Regions from separate parts of the Homo sapiens genome. Here region 2 is linked to region 1. Evidence: chromatin loops called from intact Hi-C (ENCODE). Cell type or tissue: endothelial cell of umbilical vein. All regions are shown on one strand. Links, peaks and the distances in the headings refer to the core of each region. The heading gives the core; the rest is flanking DNA. Region 1 has its middle 96 kb from the start of NFIA-AS2. Region 2 overlaps NFIA-AS2 (NFIA antisense RNA 2).

What was found. Hi-C counts contacts between places; a loop is a spot of excess contacts. Peaks named below come from ENCODE experiments on the same cell type or tissue, not always from the same donor. Only the 100,000 strongest peaks of a DNase experiment are listed, where the experiment ranks them.
Region 2: it touches region 1 in a loop (2.8-fold over the local background); 8 of 110 quality-filtered maps call a loop at or near these places.

The regions. Positions count from the first base shown.
Region 1 is chr1:60,871,023-60,879,365 of GRCh38, forward strand. No RefSeq gene overlaps it. Among named protein-coding and RNA genes, the nearest start is that of NFIA-AS2, 96 kb to the right of the region's middle. In endothelial cell of umbilical vein, for the core only: no CTCF peak of the experiment used is centred there; DNase peaks (open chromatin) are centred at 3,899 and 4,349; H3K27ac peaks cover 497 bases.
Region 2 is chr1:60,938,423-60,946,765 of GRCh38, forward strand. NFIA-AS2 (NFIA antisense RNA 2) reads right to left here. Exons shown (of 7, transcript NR_110617.2): 6 at 2,758-2,830; 7 at 1,822-2,209. Among named protein-coding and RNA genes, the nearest start is that of NFIA-AS2, 28 kb to the right of the region's middle. In endothelial cell of umbilical vein, for the core only: no CTCF peak of the experiment used is centred there; no DNase peak of the experiment used is centred there; H3K27ac peaks cover 201 bases.

The DNA of each region.
Region 1 (8,343 bases), core at 82-8,081:
AACTGAGAAAGGAATCTTTCTAACTGTGGCAGCAGGTCTGAATGTTCCAGGTGAGCATATATGATGAAATGGGTGCTTAGCAGGGAATGAAATAGCAGATCAGGACAAGAGGGTAAGGATTCATCTTATGCCATCAGATCATTTAAAATTAAAAATAAATTACGAAAACAAAACACTGTTCTAGATTTTTACTGTGTCGTATATCTTTGCAGAGCCGTGCTCTGGAAACCATGCTGAGAATTATCATTCCTGACCTCACTCTGCTCACCTCTGTTGCCCTCAATAAGTATTTGTTGATTTGGCTTAAGAGAGTTCTAGATGAATATGTGACCATTTTTCCTGCTTCTAATTGCAATGGTGGGTTCTACTGAGAGATATAGAAGATGAAGAGGAGTGTGTGATCTGGCAAAATGAGCTGGTTGCTTAGACTGGTAGAGCTGGGAGTTAACATTTAGGGGCTTGTTCTGGTAGCCCTTTATTCCTTCACCTATTCACCAAATATGTATTAGGCCCCTACTAAGGGCCAGAGGGGGTGAAAATCAGTGGCTGCTTCTGCCAGCTGCCATCATTCAAGTTTTAAAAACACTAGGGAATCCCTCCGCACCTAATGAATAACATTGATTGATAACTATCTGTGAGAATCTGTGCTAGGGGCTTTACATTTTTTTTTATTTTTCATTTAATCTTCACCACAAACCTATGAAGTAAGCATTATTGTCCCGCTTTATATATACAAGAACCAAGACTAAGAAAACATTGCCCACTGCCCAAGGATATGCCCAGGCCGAGGATAGGCCACCCAGACTATAGAGTCCACTTGCTTAATCTTAGACCAAATTTGTCTGAAGTTAATTCATTATTTTAGCACTAGAATGTAATGTTATTCAGAACTTCACAGAAGTAGGATCATCCCTTCGTAGGATGGTATTCAAGGGGCACAAGTCTGTTTGCTAAGATAATAGAGGCAGAAAAAATGTATATTGTGTCAAAAGCAAGAATAGGACACAAGTCTTGTGGTGCCTGGTCCCTGTTCCAGAAGCATTGTCCATGTTTCTGTTCTGAAGCAGAAAAGCTAGTCTCATCACCAACAAAAGAAATTCATTAGACAGATGAGAGAGTCTGATGCAAAGAATGCACCTAGGCATATTAAAATGCACCTTTTCATCAGAAGGTGCATGCACGGGTCAGGGAAACCCAGTGTGTCTAAGTTCTTGCCAAATATTGAGAACTTTTTTTTCTGTTAGTAATTTAATCTTTATTTAGCAAATATTTCACTTACAGTTTTAAATGGAGCATTCCATTAAAGAAAAAAAAAAAAAGAGGCCATCCTTCCAAAGAAAAGTTCCAGGTTTTGGCTCTCTGTCTCCCTTTTTTATAATAAGCAGAAATGCCAACATATAACAGTATTGGTGTTGAATACTTTTTGTTGCCACAGAATTGCTAATTAAAGGTTTGTCCCAATGTAGAGTTTTCTGTAGGAGAAGACACAACCCAGGATATATATTGCCTAATGGCAAAGATCTTAATACACGCATTACAAGTAAACATCTATTTTCCAGACAACTGCTGACTATAAACAGTGTGTCTCAGCCAGAGCTTTTTAATAGTGCCACATGTGGGACAGATTTCTTATTCCTCCTAACCCAAGTTCCTTTTGTGATCCTTGATGTGCACATGCTATTGCCCTGCTGACTATTTTAAATGGATGATAATTGGGAATAATGACCGGGTCAGAGGTAGGGATGCGTAAACCCTGGCAGAGCAGCCTTCCACCAAGTCAAAGCACATGGGGCCCTCAGAGCCGGGAGCCGGCACTTGTAAGCTGAATTGAGCACACAATGTATGTGGCTGGCCACATACGTTGCCAAATAAATATCACATTACACATCCCATCTCCCCCACGTGACCTTGGTGTAGACAAAGTCTAAACTCATCTAGGAGATGAGAACATTTTTGTTCCGAGAATGATCCCATCTGCCTCCCCCAACTCCCAAATATCCTTCAACCCCTCTCCTTCACAGATGTGTGCTTTTCAGTCCTGCGGAGGAAATGCCTTAGCGGCTGGGTTTGATAAGCCCTCTTCAAATGTTGAAAAGACAAACAGTGTCGGCTAAATAATTGATTTCATCTATTCATTTAAGAATCAATTACAGTCATCCCACCTTATCCAAGGAGGATACATTCCAAGACCCCTCGCGGATGCCTGAAATCACAGATAGTACAGAATCCTATGTATACTATTTTTTTCTACACATACATACCTATGATAAAGTTTAATTTAGAAATTGGGGCTAGTAAGGGATTAACAATAACTAATAATAGAACAATTATAACACTATACTATAAAAAAAGGGTATGTGAACATGCTCGCTTGCTCACTCAGAATATCTTATTGGACTGGACTCACCTATTTGCAGACTGAGGTTGACCTCAGGTAACTGAAGCTGCAGAAAGTGAAACCACATTTGACGGTGGACTCCTGTAAAATTATCACATATTGTTTCGTTGTGTCTCACTTTAAGAAAAATGGCGGCCGGGCGCGATGGCTCACGCCTGTAATCCCAGCACTTGGGGAGGCCGAGGCGGGCGGATCACGAGGTCAGGAGTTACACACCAGCCTGAGAAACATGGTGAAACCCCGTCTCTACTAAAAACACAAAAATTAGCCCAGCGTGGTGGCGGGCGCCTGTAATCCCAGCTACTCGGAAGGCTGAGGCAGGAGAATCGCTTGAAACTAGAAGGCGGAGGTTGCAGTGAGCTGAGATAGTGCCACTGCACCCCAGCCTGGGAGAAAGAGCGAAACTCCATCTCAAAAAGAAAAAAAGAAAAATGGCAACTTCAGTTCTCGTTTTTGTAAGTATGCGAGAAACGCCCTGTTATCAGGTGTCATAGCCTGAACTCCGTCCTAATAAACAGTAAGGAATCTTTGCATGCTTGTAATACATTGCCCAATACTGAGGTCCAAGTCAATACAGTATTGTTGGCAGAACTGCATAAGAAAAAAAAAGATAAATAATTGACCTAGGGGGGAATAACTATAGGAGGGGTTGATATAATTTCTCAATGAAAAGTCAAGAAATAACAAAGCTAAAAATGGGGAGCACAAATGCACACGTCTTCAGACCAGGCAGGTCAGCTAAGTGGAAGAGGCAGTGGGGCTGTGATAAGTACACACAGGGGTGTGTAGGGCGGGGTGGGGTCTGTGACAAACTGGAAAGTGATTTACCACAAACAACAACAGTGAATACAACACTGTACTAACCAAACAGAATGCATCTGCTGCCTGGGGCCTAAAGCTATTGTGCATACACCATGGATCAGAAGATAGAATGAGGTTCTGGCATCAAAGTGTTTTATTCTACAAGAGGAAAGAAACTTAAACGTTACATGGGAAAGGGATTACAGCAATGTAACCCACATAAATTACTACACTACAGGTTAAACCATTCACGTCTGATCTTTTCTTCCTGGCAGACTTTTGTGGGTGGGAGAAGAGAGGCAGAGGACCATGTCAGTATCTAAAATAGGAAAAGGGGCCCTGGCGCAGGAAAGACACTTGGCAGACTAGAGATGTTGGGAGATGTTGGAGGATTCATAGGGGATGCAGAAAAAGAAGCCTGGTGATGATAGAGACCAGCAGAGCCTTACCTGCCCACTCCATTTCCCTCTACTCTGGCCCCAGATTTTTCATCCATGGATTTGGAATCCGTAGGGTCTCATGGACTATGAGTTCCAGGAAAAGATTCTTCCCTAGCACTCAGGCTGATGCTCATGCCCATTTTCTCCACCCAACAAACTGTACCCTTCCTGCCAGGCTACATACAAATGAAGGCTTCTCCCTGAAGCCTTCTCAGGTCCCTTCAGGCAAAATGAGTCACTTCCCCGCCCCCTCCCTCTGGCCTCACAGCTGCTTGCTCATAGTACTATGACAGTGATTAAATTGTGTTGGAGTTTTTCTCTTTACTATCCAACCCCACTACATTGCTTGTTGCTTAAGAATAAAGACTAGGGTCCTACACGTCATATCTCCAGTGCCTAGCCTTTGGCAAGTATCACCTCCCTACCCGCCCACACCACCCCACCCCACCCCCCAAAAACAAAACAGTGTAGTTCAGTAGGAGGTGAAGTTGGGGAAGTGAGGGCAAGAAGGGCTAGTGGGTCTTCCAGGACTCTGCTTCCCCCAGAGCAGGAGCCTCAAGACTACAAGAGGTAGACTATCCAGCAAACTGCTGCCTGCCATGTGTTGATGGAGATTTGTGATGCCTGTGTGTTGACTGCTTGCTCTGTGTAGGCACTGAGCCCAGCAAGTGCTCTACACACATGGGAGCTTTTCTCAAAACATCCCTTTGACGTCAATATCATTGTTTCCACTCCACCAATGAGGAAACTGAGTCATAGGGCTGAAGAAGCCAGTAAATAGTCTGAGAACCCCCAAAGCTAAGTTCTCCTATGCTGTGATAATGCTAATAGGTCCAGCACTGTCATGCTCTAAGGCTCAAAAAAAGACTGTGATAATTAAATGCGGGCAACATTTCACATCATTTTGTAAAGGAGAAGACTGGAGCCCTAAAGGCTAAAATTCTTCCAAAGTCGAAGTATTGACAAAATTTTGGGTCTGGAATTGAGGCCTCTAGTGAGCTTCCTGCTAAATACCCATGGTAGAGAATCATAGTGTATGCTATTATTTAACTAAAACCAAGCAAGCATTTTCTCCTTCTCTTCAGTTATAGGTTAACATGAGATTTTCATTTTTTTTTTCTTTTGGCTTTTCTGTATCTTTTAATTTTTCTTCAATGAACATGTATTTTTTACTTATAAAATAACATTTAACAAAATCATACTCACTAAAGATATTAGTCCGTTTCTCACTGATCTCGTAAGAATGGCAGTAGCAGATGTCATAAGACTGGTCTTTGAGGATGTACATATATTCAAAGTAGAATGGTGCCCATTTTTTTCATTAAAGTCCATACTCAATGGCTCAATTATTGTTTTTAAGACTTTATTTATTTATTTATTTATTTATTTATTTTGAGACAGGGTCTCACTCCGTCACCAGGGTGGGGCGGGAATGCAGTGGCACAATCACAGCTCACTGCAACCTCTACTTCCCGGGCTCAGGAGATCCTCCCACCTCAGCCTCTCTGAGTAGCTGGGACTACAGGTACGCACCACCACCCCCAGCTAATTTTTTGTATGTTTTGTAGACATGGAGTTTCGCCATGTTGCCCAGGCTGATCTTGAACTCCGGGGCTCCAGCAGTCCCCCTCCTTGAGCCCCCCAAAGTGCTGACACTACAAGCGTGAGTCACCACTCCTGGCCAAGACTCCTATTTCTATAGTGGGTCAGGTAGTTCTTCCTATTTCCCATTTCCCAGTGTAGCAGCTGTCAGAAGCACCAATTTCTGATTAAGCACACTGGTCAAATCCTGGCTCTGCCGTGGATGTGCTGTATATAACCATGGGATGGACAGTGACATTCTGAATCTGTTTGTGTCTTCAAATTGGAAATAAAATAATCATAGTGCATTAGGAGGATTAGATGAAACAATGCATATTGCATAGTCCAGAAATCTGGGAAGAATTCTCACACCTTCCTCTTGCTTACCCAACATCTAATCCCAAATAAATCCTGATAAATTTACCTCTTAGGTAATTCCTAAATCCATCCACTCTCCCCATCTCCTCCACTCTTCCCCCATCTAAGCTACTCTCTGTCTAGCCCACATTACCATAGTAGCTTCCTAACTGGTCTCATGGCATCCTTGCCCTCCACAATTTATTCTTTACACTTAAGGCTAAAAGATCTTTCCAGACACACGTAATCATCATTTCAATGGATTACTCTTCCTCCTAGATAAAGAGCAAAATCCTTAATGAGACCTGCGTAGTTTTGCCTTTCCAAGCCTGTCTTGAGTCATTCTTCTTCTCCCTAAACATACTCTAGCCAGTTAATCTTCTGTGAGTTCCTCAAAACCCCCAAAATCTCAAATCTTACCCATATTAATCTGCTTTCCCTAGAAACATTCCTCTCTTTGTAGTTAACACTTCTACACCATTCCCAATATGAATGTGGCCTTTTCATGAAAACTTCCCTATCCCCAGACTTTATCAAAGGACACTACTGATAAACTCTCAGAACATTCCAGATGTTCCTTTATATAAACAAATAGAGCTGTTATGCTTATAAATATGTGTGACTATTGGGTTACTTTATGTTTCTCCCAAAATAATATAAGCTCCACGAAAGACAATGTCTTACTCATACATGTTTTCTTGCATCCAGGACAGAACCTGGGTGGTAAGTAAATATTCATTGATTGAATAAGCACATAGACAGTAGAGTGGCTGCCATAGTGAACACCGAGATATTATTAACCATTGTTGTCATAATTAATATTTGCCACAAACAGAAAGGTGTTTTAATGTGGATAAAGTCCCCTTTTATGTCTTTAAAGAAAATCCATTTCTCTCTAGTAAAACAGAAATTAGAGACTAAAGAGCTGAGAGCCCCACCCCGGGTTTGGGACCTGGCTCTGTCATGTGCTAGGAATGGACTTCAGCCATGTGATTTCACGTCTATGACTGTGGAGCGTTATATGAGTTAATGCCACTGATGTGATTAGCATGGTATTTCGCACACGGTAAACATTTAATAAATGCTTTATTATTACTTTCAATATTATAAATGGTCCCAAATCTTCTTCCAGTAATCTGTATGGCCTTTAAAAAGCCCCTTAAGCTTTCTGGTTGTCAGTTTTGTCATCTTTAAAATAATAGTGTCATTTTTCCTATGGTTCATGAGGCTGTTTCAAAGATCAAATGAATCAACAGGGAGAAAAAGCCTCTCTGAAAATTAAAAAAGTGGGATCCAAATAGAAGAGGCTACTATTGCTAAGCCTAAAAACACAGGCTGCAAATAGACACATTCTACCAAAATCCTCATGGCCTTTTCTTTTTCTTTTTTTTTTTTTTTAGATAGAGTCTAGCTCTATCTCCCTGACTGGAGCGTAGTGGCGCGATCTCTGCTCACTGCAAGCTCCACCTCCCAAGTTCACACCGTTCTCCTGCCTCAGCTTCCTGAGTAGCTGGAACTACAGGCACCTGCCACCACGCCCAGCTAATTTATTGTATTTTTAGTAGAGACGGGGTTTCACCATGTTAGTCAGGATGGTCTCGATCTCCTGACCTCGTGATCTGCCCGCCTTGGCCTCCCAAAGTGCTGGGATTATAGGCATGAGCCACCGTGCCCAGCCCTCATGGCCATTTCTTTATCTTCTCTTCACCATGGGCCATATGGGGGAAAGGAGAAGTAGTTCAACACACCTAGTCAACAATGACTTCAAGTATTGATCATTGAAGGGATGTGCATGTGTTTGTAAGGGGAAGAAGAGTGAGAAATTAATAAAGAGAGTTTAGTTTAAGAGCACACACTCTGGAATGAGAATGCACATTTTGAATTCCTTCTCCACAACTCACAGGCAATGTGACCTCAGGCAAATTGCTTAATCTACTCACCTGTAAGTTGGACAAATGCTAGTACCTGCCTCATGGGTTGTTGTAAGGATTAAATTATCCGTATAAGTCACTGAGAATATTGCCTAACACATGTCATACTCTTAATAAAGATCAGCTATTAAGATTGTAATCATTTTCATCATTATCATCATTATTATTTTGGTAACTATAGTGTTTTAAGAGATTAATATTCAGGGGCCTAGAAAGTTAGCAAGCTGGGGCCGGGCATGGTGGCTCACACCTGTAATCCCAGCACTTTGGGAGGCCAAGGCGGGCGTATCACCTGAGGTCAGGAGTTCGAGACCAGCCTGACTAACATGGTGAAACCCGTCTCCACTGAAAATACAAAAAAAAATTAGCCGGGTGTAGTGGTGGGTGCCTGTAATCCCAGCTACTTGGGAGGCTGAGGCAGGACAATCACTTAAACCCCAGAGGCAGAGGTTGCAGTGAGCCGAGACCATGCCATTGCACTCCAACCTGGGCAACAGAGCAAGACACTGTCTCAAAAAAAAAAAAAAAAAAAAAGTTAGCAAGGTGGTTAAAGAATATCTAACAAACATTTTTACTCAAGATGGTATATTTGGATTTTGAAGCAAAGAAATCACTTTCCCACTGTGTTAGATTAATCGGCCCCAACAACTGAATTTGCCTAACACAAGTGCCATGTGTCTAAGACATCTTCTCTGTAACAGAAAATTTACGAAAAACATCCAACTAACAATAAATTATCCCACACTGTAGAAATTCTGCATTTATGATAAAAACTTCATCCAAGCAGATGTGGTCCCTTCTCAAGGTACAATTCTACTTCCCAAGATGATTACTC
Region 2 (8,343 bases), core at 226-8,225, 68 kb after region 1:
GTGCCAACTGTTAAAATAACAAATAATTCTGCCTTATTACACACAAAGGGATATGATGCCATTCTATTTAGTATTCCCTGCCATTTTCTGATCATCTTCTATGTCCTAGGAAATGTCCCAGGCCCTCCAAGCATGCAAATTCACTTAATCCTTGCCACAATTTACTGTGGTAAAGAAACTGAAGATGGGAGCAGTTACATTGTCCGGGGCCACCTAGAGCATTCTGATCCTAAAACTGTTATCTTAAGCAATAAATTACTCTGCCTCCCATAATTCAGAAGGCTGAATTATTTGCAAGGTACTATGAGAGGTATAAAGAGCAAAAGGCAGGGGCCCAGGTCACTTAACATAGTAAGCCATTGGAAACAAGGAATTACGACTTCAGAGAAAGACCTGAGTTTGAGTCCCAGCTGTGCTAGGGATTTGTTGCATGACATCAAGTAAGTCACTCCACCACTCTGAGCCTCAGGTTCCTCATATATAAAATGAAAATGCTAACAGTGCATACCCCATTAGGTTATCTTGGGGACTCAAGGAGATAAGGCATGGGAAGCACTCAATACAGTGCTTGGCATGTGATGAGCCCTGAATAAATGTTACCTTTCATTAGTATATTGAACATGATTTTATAGCTTACCTTGTGGATTTGGCATTTTATGATGCTTCTTTCTGCTGCTGAATACACTTTGTAAAAATCATTGAGATAGTTAACGTCTTGCTTCATTTATCTATTGGAGAATAGTGTTGTTTGTCCTATCAATATGTATAAAGTCATCCTATAGTATTACTAAATCTTTGTTTATATTTGCTCTAAGTGTTTCCCCAGATGTTTGTCTGCCCTTTAATTTTGCTTAACATACTTTCTGACATGCAGTTAATTTTTATGAAGTCGAACCTATCTAAATTTTACTTTGTGATTCCTTCCATTAATTTTAAGGATTTAAAAAATTCCTTTCTACACAGAGATTAGAGAGATATTTATCAACATTTTTTTCTAGGATAAAGATACATTTTAAAATGTAAAGTGATTCACAAAATAAATAGATTCTGAAATGTGATGTTGGTGGTTTCTTCTATTCATGAGCAACCTCCGTATCTCATGACTTGTATACCTTGGCATAGTGTTAATAATGATGATCACATAATCCTGTTTGGGGGATTAAATAAGAATCAGATTTAAGTCACTCATCCTGAGAGTTCTTTCATGAGTTAGCCCACTGTCCCCTTCTCAAGTAGAGAGATTTCTAGAACCTAAGAAGTCACACAGATCTCTAAGAATGCATTCATGAATGTGAAAGATCTGCTTAGTATGGCCCTGGCCCTCAAGGGGCTCTCTTTGTTTTCCCCATAATTCCTGTGATACAGAGAAAAGACTTTGGTATGAGGCTGATCCAGGTTAGGAGTTCAGCCCTACCCTCGACAGTATGATTCCCTAAATTCATACATGAGAAATCCCCTGAGGCTCTGTTTCCTCATTTAGAAAATGGAAGAAAATAACAGACCTGATTTCATACGTAGATCTACTGTGAAGATTAAGGTAATGCATGTAAATCTCTTAGCACACCTGACGAATAACAAATGACCAACAAATATTAGCTAGTTTTCCGTTTTCTCCACCAGAAGATGACCATGGTTGTCCCTAAAGGCCCTGATGCCCAGCATAGACTCTGGAGTAAAACTCCTCTTACTATAGCAGGAGGCGTAAACCTCAGGATAATTCTAGCCTGATGAGACTGATATGGTAATAACTGGGAGATACTGGATCCAAAGTACAGTGTATTCATTTCCCAGGAATGCCATAACAAATTACCACAAACTAGATGGCTTCAAAAACAAAATTTTATTCTCTCACAATGTGGGAGGCCAAAAGTCTGAAATCAAGGCACGGGCAGGTTTGGTCTTTCTGGAGGGTCTGAAGGAGACAGTCCTATGCCTCTCTCCTAGCTTTCAGTGGCTGCGGGTAGTTCTTGGTGCTCTCCAACTGGTATCAACAGTCTTGGCTTCCATCTTCACACCACCTTCTCCTCTGTGTGTATCTTCCCTTCCTATGAGGACACTTGTCATTGGATTTAGGGCCCACCCAGATATTCCAAGATGATCTCATCTCAAGATCCTTAACTTAATTACACTGCAAAGTTGCTTGCTAAAAACAAAGTCATATTTGTTACCAGTGGAGGGTATCCAGGTTCTTGGCATCTTGAACAAAGAACTGGACAAAACACACAAAGCAAGGAAAGAATGATGCAAAAAAAGCAGAGATCTATTGAAAATGAAAATACAGTCCACAGGGTGGGAGCAGGCCCAAGCATAGGGGCTCAAACCCCCGTTTACAGAATTTTCTGGGGTTTAAATACCATCTAGAGGTTTCCACTGGTTACTTGGTGTATGCCCTATGTAAATGAAGAGGATGAAGTAAAGTTACAAAGTCATTTACTCAGTGTAATCCCTATGTAAATAGAGAGGATTTTTCTTGTCATAGCTGAAGTGTTTCCATTTGATTTAGTTCTAGGAAGTCAGCATGAATTGGCCTTATATTCCCAGCCTCCAGACCCTATTCTCCTGCCTCACATTCACAGATTCAAGGTGAACACATTCTCAGGGTCCAAATGGACACGTATTTTGTTGGGGGTAGGAAGATGGGGGATGGAGGGAGTGCAGGGGGTCGGGACAGGGGCAGCCATTCAACCCACCATACATAATTTCCTACCATGTAGTGAAAGAGACCAGATACAGAGAGGTAATGATAATCAGCAGTACCTTGGGCAGTATTTTTGAAGAGTAAGGTGATCATTATCTGGGTTGCAGCATTTTTATCATCTCCTTTAAACATCTAAAACAACAGAAAACGCAGATATTGAAATTCGTGAAACCCAGAGGGGTAAAAATGATTGCCTGTGTACTATATCAAAAGATCAAAAAGTACATCTTTGGAGGAATTCATGGTCACCGGCTGAAAATCCCAAAGATAAACAAGTCAGGAAATCCTCCCAGTTTGTTCTGAACAGGCATTCTCAGCTCAACAAGGATTTCTTGATTCTTCCTGCTGCTGGCACTTCTATTGATTGGGAAGGAAGATCCCAGGAGGGAAAGCATCAAGGTGATCTGAATAATATTCTTGAAAATGCCAATGCTTTGTAAATGCTAAAGATAAAACATGCCGACTATAGAGAGGAACAAGAGGTATCTTTTGTCAAATGAAAGAAACCGTTTGTGTTGTGCACACCACGTTTACATTTTTTTACATCCTCTTTCATGGACAGTGTTTTGTAAATTAGTTAAGGTAGTTATAACTGTGGTTCCTCAATTTCAAGACCCATTTTCCCTTTTCCAGGTCAACTTCACACACACTAACTTTAAGGGATTCCTCTTTATGGGAATTTTGTAATACTCAGAAAATTGTGACTTTAATGAAAGTGTTAGAGAAGAAATTTAATGGCTTAAAATCAGCTGTGTTATTTGAGAACATAAAGAGAATTTCAAGTCCAAAAACAAAACGGACTAATTATTGGTTCATGTAAATCACTGAGCATGTAGATAATGAATAAACATTTACATGTGTTTACATAATTTTGTATGAACAAATCTCGGAATCTATCCATTCTTTTCAGCAAGTTTTACTGAGTGCCTGTTGGGCCAGGGACGATGCTACTCTTTTCCTATTTAGGAGGTGCAGTGGGAGAGTGAAACACACGCCCAGTGTTATCAGTCCTAGGCTGCCCAACCTCTTCTAGACCTTCTATAGTGATGGGTATTCACTACCCTTCTAGAGCAGCCCATGCCACTGTTGAATCTTCCTAGTGTCCATAGGAAACAAGTAGAAAGTTGGCGAAAATGCAGATTCCTGGAGCCACTCCAGAAATTCTGATTTAGCTAGTGTGCTGTGGGACCCAGGAACCTGTCATATTAACATGCACCTTGGGTGACTCTGGTGCAATTGTTTCCCAGGTGGTTCACACACCAATATTTTGAAAACTACTTGTCCGGTGGAGAGAGAAAGTGTCAATCATGCTGTTAGACCTGATCGGTGAGCTTGAGGCATGCACAGGGCTGAGCCTCCTGGTAGTGAGTCAGAGGGCAGGAATGGGTACCTCAGACAGTCTCCCTGGAATTACCAAGAAAAAGTCACAGTTTTGCAGCCACACAGAAAAAGTCATAGATCACTCTCTCATGAACTGCTTATTGAGTACCAGTTATGTGACATACACTGTTCTTGGTACAGAGGCTAAGCAAAGAATGAAACAGTCAAAAACCTCATCCTTCTTGGAGCTTACGTGCAAGTGGGGGAATAGCCCTCAATTGTGCTCCATTAGTTTCACTCATGCATGCATACATTCATCTGTTTCACAAGCATGGATTAGATCAGGCATTGTAGGGGAGTGCCATAGTTCAGAAATAAACACCACAGTCCCTACCTTCTAAGGAACCTACAGTAAAGGGTGAGAGATGAACTAGTAAAACCTTACAGGACAGTTTATCAAGTGCAAAGATAGAAGAGTCTGGAGGTGTCATGAGAACTCGAAAAGAGCCAATCAAGGAAAGCCTCCCAGAAAAAGTGACAGTATACCTAACTAAGCCTTGAAGGACAAGCAGGAGGTAACAGCAGCCACAGGCACATCTACATGAGAGGAAGACACTGCATGGAGCTCAGCATGATTGGAGCAAGGGTGAGCAGCAGAGAAAACCGATCCAGGAAGCTGCAGAGGCAGCTTGACTATGAAGACAGGATTGTATCCTGACCTCCATGGGGAGCCACTGAAAGGTGTCAAGCAAAATGGAGTAACTTACTCTGATGTGTGTTTTGGAAAGATATTTCTGAGTTCAGTGAAAGGAATGAATTAAGAGGGCAGCGAGTAGAGTCAGGAAATGAGAAGGACTTATTACAATAGAACGGGCCACAGTGACAGGGGCCTGAATACACTAAGGCACTGTGTATGCAGATGAAGAGGAAGGGACAGAGCTGAGAGATATTTAAGAAGCGGAACTGAGAATACTCGATGACTCGTTAGGTGTCAGGAGTATGAAGAATGACAGTCCCTAAAATAGTTGGATGACAATTATGTTCCCAAAATTTCTCATTAGCCTTTCCCTTAGGATTCCCTTAGTTTTCTATTTTTACATCCTCCTGGTTCCTCCCAGTCTTACTGCTGCTCACCATAAGTGAACCGAATTAATGGAGAGTTTGGCCATGGTCTCTGTGGAACAACTTACTCAAGTTGAATCCACATGCTTAAATACCCCAGTCAAATTTAAATTATCTTCAGGGGGTCAAATCAACTAATAAAAAAAAGAATTTAGTGATCATCTAAGGCAGAAAATCCCAAAGAATTGGAAATTCTCCTTGCTGAGTAACTGAATCTGGAGTTCATACAAACCAAATTGCCCTCTACGGTATTCAGAAAATAAGGGCAGACCTGCAAATCCAGAAGAGTGGTTACCTCAAGGGGGCTGGGGGCAATGAGGGCAGAGGAAATACAATTAAAGAAAAGGTAGAGATCTTCCATTATAATTATGGGGTTTTATTCTTTTGCTGGTGGTGTAATGTAAACGTTGACCTTTTTTTTTTTCTTTTTTTTTTTTTTTTTGAGGCAGAGTTTTGCTTTCGTTGCCCAGGCTGGAGTGCAATGACACAATCTCGGCTCATCACAACCTCCGCCTCCCAGGTTCAAGTAATTCTCCTGCCTCAGCCTCCAGAGCAGCTGGGATTACAGGCATGCACCACCACACCCAGCTAATTTTGTATTGTTAGTAGAGACGGGGTTTCTCCATGTTGGTCAGGCTGGTTTCGAACTCCCAACCTCAGGTGATCCACCTGCCTCAGCCCCCAAAGTGCTAGGATTACAGGCGTGAGCCACTGCGCCTTGCCAAATGTTCATCATTTTATACACTGTGTGATGGACCTGAAACGATTCAGACATAACTGAGATCCCTTTAGGGCTCTGCTCACTGTGATCTGGAGAAAAGGTTCCAGGAGACCCTTTAGCAAGTGACAACTGTTTCTTCTTCACCTGGGTACTGGTAGATTCTTCTATATCTGAAGGGATCTTATGCATGGAGAGTAATGTCTGTTGCTAGTTGTATTCTGATTGCTTCTTGATAGACTAAACACATGAACCTAGTAAACAAAACTTTGAAAATCAAAGGAAAACATTGAAAGAAAGACAACAGAGATAAATTTAAGCCAGTGACTTTTATATCACATAACTCAAAGCCCTAGACACTCTCTAGAGACAGACAGTTGAGTGACCCATGCTGTGCCTCCTACCCTGGTTTCCCACCAGTGTTTCCACCTGACTATATATTGTACTGGCTCACCACACAGTAGATTATTATTAATGATGAGTTCTATAGTTTAAAGACATTTCATAAACAATGGATTTTGAAAATTAGAAATTTTAATTTCCTCCATTTTTCCTTCACAGCCAGAATTTAGGCATAGCTAGTTTACTATATACATGCAAACACATATGCGTAATGTATACATACAAACACACACTCACAGTATGGTTAATGACCAAATGGGCCCAACAGAAAAGAGCAATATAAAATTACTGAACAAAAGGCTGGGCATGGTGGCACATGCCTGTAATCTTAGCACTTTGGGAGGCCGAGGCAGGTGGATTACTTGAGGTCAGGAGTTCGAGACCAGCCTGGGCAAAATGGCAAAACCCCATCTCTACTAAAAATACAAAAATTAGCCAGGCATGGCGGTGAGAGCCTGTAATCCCAGCTACTCAGGAGGCTGAGGCAGGAGAATCACTTGAACCCGGGAAGCAGAGGTTGCAGTGAGCTGAGATAGCACCACTGTACTCCAGCCTGGGCAACAGAGTGAGACTCCTTCTCCAAAATAAAATAAAATAAAATAAAATTACTGAACAAAGATCCCATTTTTCTGTTGGTTTGTTAAAGGGAAGAAGCTTTTTTTTTTTTTTAATGTATTGACTTCTCCATAAAGCCTTCTGTGATCATTTTATGCACACTAAGCTCTCACTGAGGGCTGGTACTGATACCTTTTGTGTGAGCTTATAGCTTTCACTCTACTAAGCCCACAATTACCACTCTGGTACTTGTCAAGTCAGCAGATGAATGAATGAAAGATTAAAGTACAAAATAGTAACAAATAGATGAACGGTTGAACAATTTGTCTGGTCAATTTTTTCACACATGAATTATGTTCTGCCCTCATTAAAGTTATGGGTCATCCACAATATGAACACAAATATAAATTTCTGCAGGTGTTAATTTCATAGCCAGAATCCATACCTGACAACATTTTCATGTGTGAACACTTAGAATTAAGGCAAAATGTCTTTCTTAAACTAACATGTTTACCCTTAACAGTAGCAGTATAAACAGACTTAGGTCAGAGATTTGTTAATTATCTTTTTGCAACTAACATCCACTTTGTAGATCTGCGTTACCATGAAAAGGCTTTTATTGGGAAGCATGTTGGGAATCTCTGGTGCATAAATCTCTCAGAATGCAAGCAAAGACTAGCTTATTGCCTACTTTTTGATGACTTTTCTTTCACGAACAAACCGAAAGGGCCACAAGTTGATCACAATAGTTTCCTCACTCAACAGAAAGAAATGAATACTTAATGTTAAAATCCAATTCAGTTACTGTTGGTTGGGCATCTGCTAGCAAAAGGACCGGGATAGATGGAGCAGTGAAGTGCAAAGATATCCACAAGTTGTCAATCTAGGTAGAGTTGCAGGCATTTCATTCTTTGCTTATTTACTTAACTAGTATTTATTTAACATATGCTATGAGCCAGGCACTTTTGCTAAGCCCTGGTGATAGACATATACATACAGGCACGGTCCATTCCTAAAGTGAGTTTGTAGTGCTATAGGTAAGGCAAATATTAAATAATGGGTATACGAACAAATATAAATTATGAACAAAGTTAAATGAGAGAAACAACGAAATTCTATGAAAGAGAATAATAGGGGATAATGTTCTTTAAAGGTAGGGTTCAGATGTGACATTTACAAGAAAGTATCCTTTATGCTGCCTCCTACCTGTGATCCTTATATTTCATGTTATAGTGTGAGTAATAAGGGCTGGTATAAGATGCAGGAAGTTCTGTGGGCATATAGGTTAAAAAGGCATTTAGCTCCAGCTAAGCGATTCTTATGGAAAAGACAGTTTTTTGAGGGAAGTGTCTTTCTTCACAGTTTCCCTGAAAATGGACAGAGATTTCATATGTGAAGAAAACTGCATGAACAAAGGAAGAGAGGAAGAAAAGCAAAGTGTGTCTAGGAAACAGCAAGGAGTTGAGTATAGCTAAAGAACAAGGTATGATAGGGATCAGATTATGAAGGTCCTAGAATGCCAGGCCAA